Linked DNA regions of Mus musculus: region 2 is linked to region 1. A link is a contact called in ENCODE Hi-C or POLR2A ChIA-PET data. All regions are on one chromosome and are shown on one strand. Each heading gives the region's core, a stretch centred on a gene start or an enhancer-like site at or near the end of the contact. The rest is flanking DNA. Distances are from core to core; before and after follow the strand shown. Region 1 holds the start of Plcxd2 (phosphatidylinositol-specific phospholipase C, X domain containing 2). Region 2 overlaps Cd96 (CD96 antigen).

What was found. Hi-C counts contacts between places; a loop is a spot of excess contacts on that map. ChIA-PET counts read pairs that join two places held with the same protein, here RNA polymerase II (POLR2A).
Region 2: POLR2A ChIA-PET joins it to region 1 with 46 read pairs in Patski. The contact joins the enhancer-like site here to the promoter of Plcxd2 in region 1. A Hi-C loop is called at or near these places in 1 of 37 maps with a recorded cell type or tissue (regulatory T cell). POLR2A ChIA-PET finds 5 or more read pairs at or near these places in 2 of 5 experiments (Patski and embryonic stem cell).

What each region holds. Positions count from the first base shown.
Region 1 is chr16:46,007,152-46,011,839 of GRCm38, forward strand. Plcxd2 (phosphatidylinositol-specific phospholipase C, X domain containing 2) reads right to left here and starts at 3,262. Exons shown (of 4, transcript NM_001134480.1): 1 at 2,543-3,262. The coding sequence starts at 2,705.
Region 2 is chr16:46,092,899-46,097,495 of GRCm38, forward strand. It overlaps Cd96 (CD96 antigen), which reads right to left. Exons shown (of 15, transcript NM_032465.2): 5 at 1,842-1,897. Among named protein-coding and RNA genes, the nearest start is that of Cd96, 25 kb to the right of the region's middle. Within about 2 kb of position 1,396, at least 1 of the 3 ENCODE cell types and tissues checked has a DNase peak (open chromatin) inside an H3K27ac peak, as active enhancers do.

The DNA.
Region 1 (4,688 bases), core at 2,012-4,511:
TGCAATCTTTAGAAAACAATGTAAATTTTCTGGGTGACAATTTCCTTATTTCTCTTTGTTGGGTGGGGGTGGGAGAGTAGATTTCAAGCTCACTATGCAGCAGAGGGTGACCTTGAACTCCCAGTCTTTTTGCTTGTATGCCTCCCTTATGTGCTGCTGGGATCAGAGTGAGGACCGAGTACTAGCCAAGTACTCTACCAAGAGTACATCCCAAACCCCTAATTTCCATGTCAAAAACAAGGGTACTAAGATCTATTGATTTTATGGGACATATAAGTTCTTGAGGAAATGTATGCCAGCGGGTACATCAGGGTGGAGGTCAGTAATGAATATTTACCACCAGGCATGGTGGTCTATAGCTACATTTGGAAGGATGAGCAGGATGCCCTCAAGGTTGAAGTCAGGCTAGGCTAGATAGTAGAAATGTGTCTCGAAGAAAGGCTAGAACAATAAAGTGTGTGTGTGTGTGTGTGTGTGTGTGAGAGAGAGAGAGAGAGAGAGAGAGTCAAAGGCAAGTGTACAATACTGCAGAGGAAGGAACAGGATGGACCCCACTTCCTGAATTCATCCCATACATTCTAATTTCTCATCAAGGCCAGACTGAACCTGACTGTAAGCCTTTCTCTGGGAAGTGCTAGAAGTCAGATTGCAGTAACCATAACCAGAAATGGGGGATGGAAGGTTGTAAATGGATAGTTCTTGAATGTGTATTTCCAGTTCTGACATGACATACCTACATATGTCTCTCTCTTTCCTGGAAAGAAGACATTTCATGATAAAAATACAGCATGTATTGGGGAGATGGGACTACCATTTTCTCTTTCTGCTTATCAGGAGAATTTTGCTTTATAAAGCAAGGTCAACGAATGTCTGAGTGCTTCGTAGAGCTCATACTGAGTTTCAGGTATGGCAATGGGTCTCAAGAATTTTGTTTCATCTAGAAATCCTAGTGCCTGAAATATACTATAGATCAAAAACAAACACCCAGATCCTTTGTAGAGTCCAGCCAGAACTCACAGCCCAGTGGAGCTGCAGTTTGAACTGTCCAAAGTACCAGGAAGGAGGGAGCACAGCCTACCCGGACATGCCGTGGATGACAGGGTCATTTAGGGCCTGCCTTAGATGCCATTCTGTTTGCAAACATGAACTACCTGCCATATCACTCAGCAAAATAATTCCATCGGAGAGCCCGAAGGCAAATGACTCATGTTAGAAGTGTCCCATGCATCGTTTGGCAGTGACTCCATAGGCATCAATTAAACATGGAGGAGACATGTTCTGAAGCATGGCCATCTGGCATTTCCCCAGGAACTGTAGTTAAGGGCCAGTAAGACAGAAGGGACTTGTAGCTGTAACAAAATCTTTCAATCTTTCTCTTGTTTAACAGCAGTTAGGGCCCATGAGGACAGTGAACCTGGAAGAGCTCCAAGAGAGGTGAGCAAGGCAAACAAAAACAAACCAAAACAAAAACCTCCCAAAACCCAAAACAACAACAACAACAAAAAACCCCAAACCTCTCTGTCCCATGCATAGAAAGCAGATGGAGGTGTCTTGAGGTCATCTTTTAAGGCAGAAGAGAAAAGCAAGTAGGTCCAGGGAATGCATGTGGGCTTGTCTGAGAGTCTAAACTTTAATTGCTATGTCCCCAAGCAAGAGAAAGAACTGGTCCACCGCTTGCTCCCTGAGTGCTTCTTAAGTACCAGCATTGTAGGATTTCACCCACCTCACCAACCTGAGCTCAGTGTGGTCTAAACATCCTGCCCAAGATAACTATGTTTTAGCAAGCCTTTCAGTGGAAAGATCAACCAATTGCCCGAGAGCACTGTCAAGCTTTGAAGCCTCTGGCAGAGGAATGCAGCAAGAACAGAGGTGCTTCTCAAGGCTCCAGTTCTACATCAGCTAGGCAGACACCTGTGTATATATAGACAAAGCTTCAAACACCGTCACTTCATCACACCTAATGACTGCCTGTGAGGACAGACTGCATCCTCTATTTCTGGCATTTCCAACAACAAAACTATGTGCCTTGATGCCCAGCCTAGAATCTGAACCTATTTTCTAACACTTATCTGATTTTTGTTTTCAAGAAAGGTCAGATAAATGAGAAAAATATTCTTTTCAGCTTCAATGTTGACCCAGAGCTAAGATTGTTAAGGACTTTCTACCCATTATTCTTGATCTCTCCCCCTTTCCCTTAAATGATTCAAGTCAGCGAGCCTTTCACATACCCAGGCCTCTGCATCAAGATGGTTAACATTCTTAGACTGAGGCCGTATGGTGTAAACAAAATAAAAACAACAAAACAACAGCGCAGTGATTCCATTCTCTCAACTGTCCCTTTTGCCAGTGATGCAGTCGGCTTGACTGACTCTCTTTACAGCAGCTACCTTCCTGTTAAGTTTTTTTTTTTTTTTTTTAATTTGGAAATAAAAAGAGATCACTGACAATTGTTTTTCAACACAACAGAAAACAACCAACCCACTAGCAAACACTAAAATGGCAGCATTAAACACAGTGCGAACAAGTAGTTATAGACGAATACCTGGGATTGCCAGATTGGAAAGGGGGACGTTGTGGAGGTGAGCGGGGAGCGAGGCCATCCAGTCGGCATTGCAGACCTCCGAGGCTGTCTTTGTCCCGCTGGGATTGGGAGAGCAGATGGTACCCATCCTGAGTTTCCTTCTGGCCTTTCTAAATGCAAGCATCCCTGTCGTCCACGATTTAGACAGGCTCAGTCTAGTGCCACTCACTCTGTGGTCATCACCGCTCGGGGCTCTCTAAACATTTCAGAGCACATGGGTCACGCCAGTCTTTTCAAGATCCTTTTCTAGCTGGGAGATGGGTCAAATAGGTGCTCCCCTGCCTGCTGCTCCCGCAGTCCCCACCCTCTTCGCCTTGCCACTGAGATCCACTCCTTTAATCTCCTCAGTCCCTGGTCAGTTAAACTTCTTAGTTCCCCTCTGGAGACGGGGGAGGCAGGCCCGAAGATACAAACCTTCCTGAAACCCACAACATCCAGGAACAGCCACACCCGGAGCTACTCACACGACAGGTGCCCACAGGGCATAGAGACGTGCCAGCGGGCTGCACACACGTGCGCACCCGGGTTGCACCATCTCTTGTTCATGGGTGCTTCCGTGGGTTTCCCCGGGCTGGTACACAGGCTGGGCCTGCCTGCACCCCCGCCCCCTGGCTTCTCTGCCCACTGCCCTGTGCTTTTCTGAAGGGCTCTCAGAAGAGTAACCGGCAGCCCCGGGACTCTGGCGGCCCCGCCCCGCACTGCCGGGCAGATTTGCCAGACTAGGCGAGCTGTGATTGGTCGTTGGCGGGATTCTCTCTGATTGGACAACGCTCTGAGGGCCCGCCCCTACATCGCGCTCCCACGCCTCCCCTGCTTCTTAGCTCCTCCCCTCTCCACTCCAGCGGGGTAGCGAGTGGACAGGTCGGGCTGCGGCCTGCTGCTCCGGAAGGGGAGATGTGCACCGTGGCCGGCTGTCCTCAGATTGATCTTTTTCTTGTAGATCTCTGACGCGACCTCAAAGGTTTCTCCTCTCTCCCTCGGCCTTACTCTCACTGCGGTGAAAATTACCCAGAAACGCGCTACTTTTTTTTTTTTTTTTTTTCAAACCACCGTAGCAGCAGAAACAGGAGAGCTAGAGAGGCCAGAGAAAGGTGCTGCTGCGGCTCCTATTTAGATGGCAGCATCAAAGCAGGTTTGTGTTTGAAACAATGCAAACTGACAGTTCTCCTGCACAGTCCGCTGAAACTGGCCAGTGCCATTATTTCCGTTTCACAGAGGAGGAGATAATGGTGCTTTGGGTTCCTGTTGCTGTTGTTTGAAACCTTTTGAATTATTTGTCTCACCTGCTCCTCACAGCATTACCACAAGACTCAGAGTTGCTGATACACTTCCTCGAATGGATGAAACAGCCTGAGGCAGGTCACGTGGTGGCAGTCTGTGCAAAGTTCATTTTGAAATGAGGTTCCCTAACTCGGTCTGTAGAACACAGACCCACTTCTCTGCTTCCTGAACTGTTCCCACTTCAAATAGTATTCAAATGTAGTACAGAGTTTTATAATCCGATATTGTTAGTTAAAATTTGTAGTTAGATTTATATATTTCTTGTATGCGTTTTTCTGTGAGAACATGCATGTGTGCAGTTCAGAGGACAGATTACTCCAGTTCTCTCCTTCCTTGAGACCGTCCCCGGGGCTCAGATCGTCAAGTTTGGCAGTAAGCACCTTTACTCACTGAGCCACCTCCAAGATCTGACCTGCATACTTTGCAAAAAATAAAAATAAAATAAAATAAATAATAAAAAAATACTATTTTGGCAAACAGATAATTTTATTTAAAAAATTTTAAATTAAGGTAGCCTTTTATAGCAAGAAGGACCCTAGAGACTCAGGAGGGCCTTAGGGGAAAAGAGAACAGTGGCCAGAACTCTTAAAACTCCTGGAGTTTATGTATAAAACCCTAGGGCAGCTGTCGTTTAATCACCAGATGACCTCCATTTTACCCCTGTATCCCAGGCTACCTGTCTTAGTTAGGGTTTCCGTTGCTGTAAAAAGACACCAAGTCCAAGGCAACTCTCATAAAAGACATTTAACTGGGGTTGGATTACTGGTTCTGAGGTTCAGTCCATTATCCTCATAGCAGGAAGCATGGCAGGCCCTGGAAGAGCTGA
Region 2 (4,597 bases), core at 146-2,645, 84 kb after region 1:
CATTCCAGCTCAGCCTCTTGTTAGTTACTCAGCCAAGCATTCTGGGCTTCAGGCTTTAATTTCCCATCTATAAAATAACAGATGCTCTATTTTGGAGCCTGGCTGAAAGCAAAACAAGAGCATATTAAAATGCTTGGAATAGTTAGTGAGTTATTAAAGATATAGCACCAGAACTCTATTAGAGTAAGGGTTTAGTAATATTTGGCAAGATTTTCAAGCATCTCAAGACCTGCCATGGTTACATGAAGCTGGAGAGAGATAAATATTCACTGATTTCTCAGGGAATCATGCCTGGCCCCTTCTTTCCCCAGCCAACTTGCATGGGTACTGAAGGGGAAATTTTACGACTTGTGAAATGCAAGGCGGAGCATTCCTTTTTAAATTTTCAGCTGGGATTCTTGGACCTGATTTTATTGTTTCATATCTGCTCTGATGTCATCTTACTCAGAATCACTGGCTCCAAGCATCTGCAAGAGGTTCTAAGAAGAAGCAAAAACATCTATTGATATCTGTATTGTTGGGTTATTTGTTTTATTGAAGCCACTAAAATGAGTGAAGCCCATTGATAAACTTAGGACTTAATTGGAACAGAACTTAAATGATTAAATCTGTCCTTATTATGTTAAACATTATAATACCAATTAATAGACACAGATACTTGGATAATATATGTTATGGTCATTCAGGGTCAACACACAGAATTTGAGTTATGGTTTATACGAAGCTATGGAACTACATTACTGATATCCAGAAGAACAAAAATCATAATATTCTCAGGGTGAAAAGCAGGTAAAATATATTTTTTTCATACCACGTAACAGAAAATACATGAGAATGTTTATTTTACTTTGGGTTTTGAAAAGCTTAGGTGAAGTCACAAGACAGCAAATTAAAACAGGCAATAGTGTTGTGGGTCATGGTGGTGCATGCCTTTAATCCCAGCACTTGGGATTCAGAGGCAGTGTGAGGTTTACAAAACAAGTTCCAGGATAGCACAAGCTACACAAAGAAAATGTGTATTAAAAAACCTAACCAAAACAAAACAAAAAACAAAAAAACAAAAAACCAAAAAACCAAAAGCAAACAAAAAAACCAAAACCACACTCCCCCCAGAATAGCATTGCTAACAGCAGCAATATTTATTGACCATTTTCCTTCATGCCACATACTCCTTTAAGAATTACTCAGACATTGATTTCATTATTGACCACAACAAGCAGATATTATTATTTGGTATGTCATATAAATGGAGAACTGACTACAGAGAAATGAAGTAATGTGTTCGGATGCAGTGACTAGAGGCCAAGAGCTACTCTGAAGGGGCAAACTCAGAGCATCGTGTTCTGCTTCTCCCTTTCTCCCGCCCTTTCTCTTATTGCCAGGGAAATAGGCAGGTTTGGGAGGAGGACGGGAGGGCCCCATTCCTCTTCTCAAGGCAATGGGAAGGAGAACTCGGGAGAATAACAAATTAAAAGTCAACTTCCACCAGGACTCACACTGGTTTTTGTCCCACTTTCCCTCAGTTTTTAATCTCAGAGACATTTAAACAATTGAACCCCCTTTCTACACACACACACACACACACACACACACACACACACACACACACACACACCAGGAAAGTAAGACCTAAGGCCTCAGCCCACGCCTTCTGAGAGCAGTAAGTCAAAGCCAGGATTTCTCTGCAGTTTCCAGTCACCTCAGCTTGCCTTCACAGCAGCAGTTAAGTGGCTAAGGGCCAAGGAATAAGGTCTTTTGAGGGAATGTTCCTGGCAGCCAGGCAATCTGACACAGCTTGGCATGTAATAGTATGGGTATTCAAAGAATTCGCTGTGACTCACCTCTCCTAAGACATCCATGGTGCTGTTTTCCACAGTCATGAGGATTTCTGGTTTAGCTTAAAAGCAAATAAGGCACAGTTAGTGTCACTGAAGTCTATACTATGTGTGTGTGTGTGTGTGTGTGTGTGTGTGTGTGTGTGTGTGTGTGTGTAAGCATTCCATGGTACACAAAAATACATACAAATTTAGTGTTTTCATGGATGGGAAGAGTAGTTATAATTGCCTTTTCAAAAGTCTGAGAAGGGGCAGCTAGAATAGAGGAAAGAAATCCACTGGGAGAAAGGGATGTGTGTGCAGGAAGGAAATGTTTCACTTCTAGAACCCTGAGGGAATCAGAGAAACACTTGATTGCTGTTTGGCTTGCTTGGCACTAACACGTATCAGGAGATGGTTTTGTTGCCATGCTACAAATTGCAAGTTCCTGGAAGTCTTCATCACCAGAGCTTTGCGCATGGACACTGAAGACTGAAGCACCTCCGAGCTTGTTCTTGTTACAGCAGCAGACCCAGCCTTCTATGAACCTCTTGAAAGACTGTTGCCATTCTTTGTCCCAGGTGGTTTACCTGCCTGCCTGCTCAGCAGTGACTTCTGGTTGCCGAAAGCTGCTGCTGGGCCTATTTATGATCCCTTGCCTCTGGATTCATTGAGAATATGAGGAGGGAAGGAAGAAGGAGATAATGTAACAGACGGGAAGTCAGGGGGAAAATATCCTGGCTTCATTGCCCTGCATTTGAGACCTCAAATAGGATTAATAAAATATGTGTGTGTGTTTGTGTGTGTGTGTGTGTGTGTGTGAGAGAGAGAGAGAGAGAGAGAGAGAGAGAGAGAGAGAGATTGCTCATAAGGACCATGGTGATCAGAGGATCACTTTTGGGAGTTTGAATCTCTTTCCACCTTGCATTCTGGCAATCAAACTCAGGCCAGAACTCTGGGTTTGTGTGTAAGTGTTTTTTACCCAGTGAACCACCTCACCAGCCCCTGATATGTGTTCTGTGCCATAGTTCAGAGCTCTCTGCAAGACTGATCTTCAGGCTGGAAGAAGTAACTGGTATGATTATGCACATACATTATCCTCCTTCCCCTCTTGGGCTCAGGTTTCTCCCCTGTGCTGTGTCTCTAGGGTGACTTTGCAAATCATTATTAGGACTATTTCTAGTGTCCACATGTAATTTAATTGGAGTTAACTTTTCTTACACCATGTCCTGATCATATTTTCCCTTCCCCAACCCCTCAGATCCTACCCACCTAACTCCACAGCCTTTTATTCTCTTCCTTTAGAAAACAGTCAGATGAACAAAACAAATAACCAAAACTAAAAAAAACAAAAGAAAACAAAACAAAACAAAAACAATAACACACAGGCACAGCCACAAAAGCAGAAAATCAGAAACTGAAATATACAAACAAAAGACCAGTAAGACTCCCCCAAAAATGCCCAAATCAAACTAATATGAGAAAAGAAGTCTTCAAAGATACCAACCCTTGAGTTTGTTTTGTGCTGTCCAGCTACTGCTGGGCTTGGGGTCCTGCCCTTAATTGTGGATAATACAGCCAGTGAGAGTTCACTGGGAAAAACCAATTTTTCCTTTGCAAACAGATTCCAGTTGCAGATATCTTCTTGGGAATTATCTAGGAGTAGGAGCCCCTCTCTACTCCTTCACTTCTGCACCGGGATCCCATCACACATAACATTTTTTTTTTCCGAGACTGGGTTTCTCTGTGAGGCCCTGGTTGTCCTGGAACTCACTTTGTAGACCAGGCTGGCCTCGAACTCAGAAATCCGCCTGCCTCTGCCTCCCAAGTGCTGGGATTAAAGGCATGTGCCACCACTGCCTGGCTACACATAAGTTAATTTAACTCAATGCCTTCTTTTACTCTTTGTTCCTCCCCTGGGGGAATCCAAACCAAGACACAGTCCTGAATTTGATGGAGAAAAGGATATTTCTTAGTTCTTATAAGAAACAAATGTAAATAGAATTAAGGCACTGCAGGGGGGCGGGGGGGAGGTGCGGGGGAGAGACCTTAAAAGTCCTGGACGTAGCTGTGAGCTCTAAATATTCAAATTTCCAGGTTCTGAGCAGGAGAGAGCAAGCAAAGCCTCAGCAGTGAGTTGGTGGTTGATGCAAATGGACACCCAGCCTCTGGTCTGCACTCTACAGAAAGAACAGATGAGGCAGAGATGGCTTGGGAAGAAAAACTAGGTGGTGGGTGGAGTGCATGATGGTTGGATTGGGGACACATTCACCACTTACTTAAAAGGTTTTAAATTTGGTTTTGGCTTTTTTGATGTAGGAAAACCCTATTGAATGAAAAGCAGGTTTTATTTACTTTCTATTATCCATTGACTGACCGGTTCACTCTGTAGCAAGGGCTCAAACTCACTATTCTCCTGAATCAGTTTCCCATACCTACAACCTAAATAAATATACCATCAGAGGTACAGCAAAGTCTTACCCACATCTCCTTTGCAGCTAATAGCACATCCACAAACTCAGTGTATTTACTAAAAAATTCCACTACACAATTGAAGCTAAATTACAAAATAAGCAAGCAGAGTTCCATAGTTCTAAGCACCCTCCACCAAAAAAACAGAGTTTAAAGAAGAAGTGCAGAAGAAGTTCAGACAGAGGGATGTAGATGCAGAGGACATGCTAAATGTGGGAAGTAAGAATATATGTCTCCCATCTCCTGAACCAATATGAAGACGTCTGAGGGCGGTAAAGACTCGCAGACATGGTATGTACGTTGACAAGGCA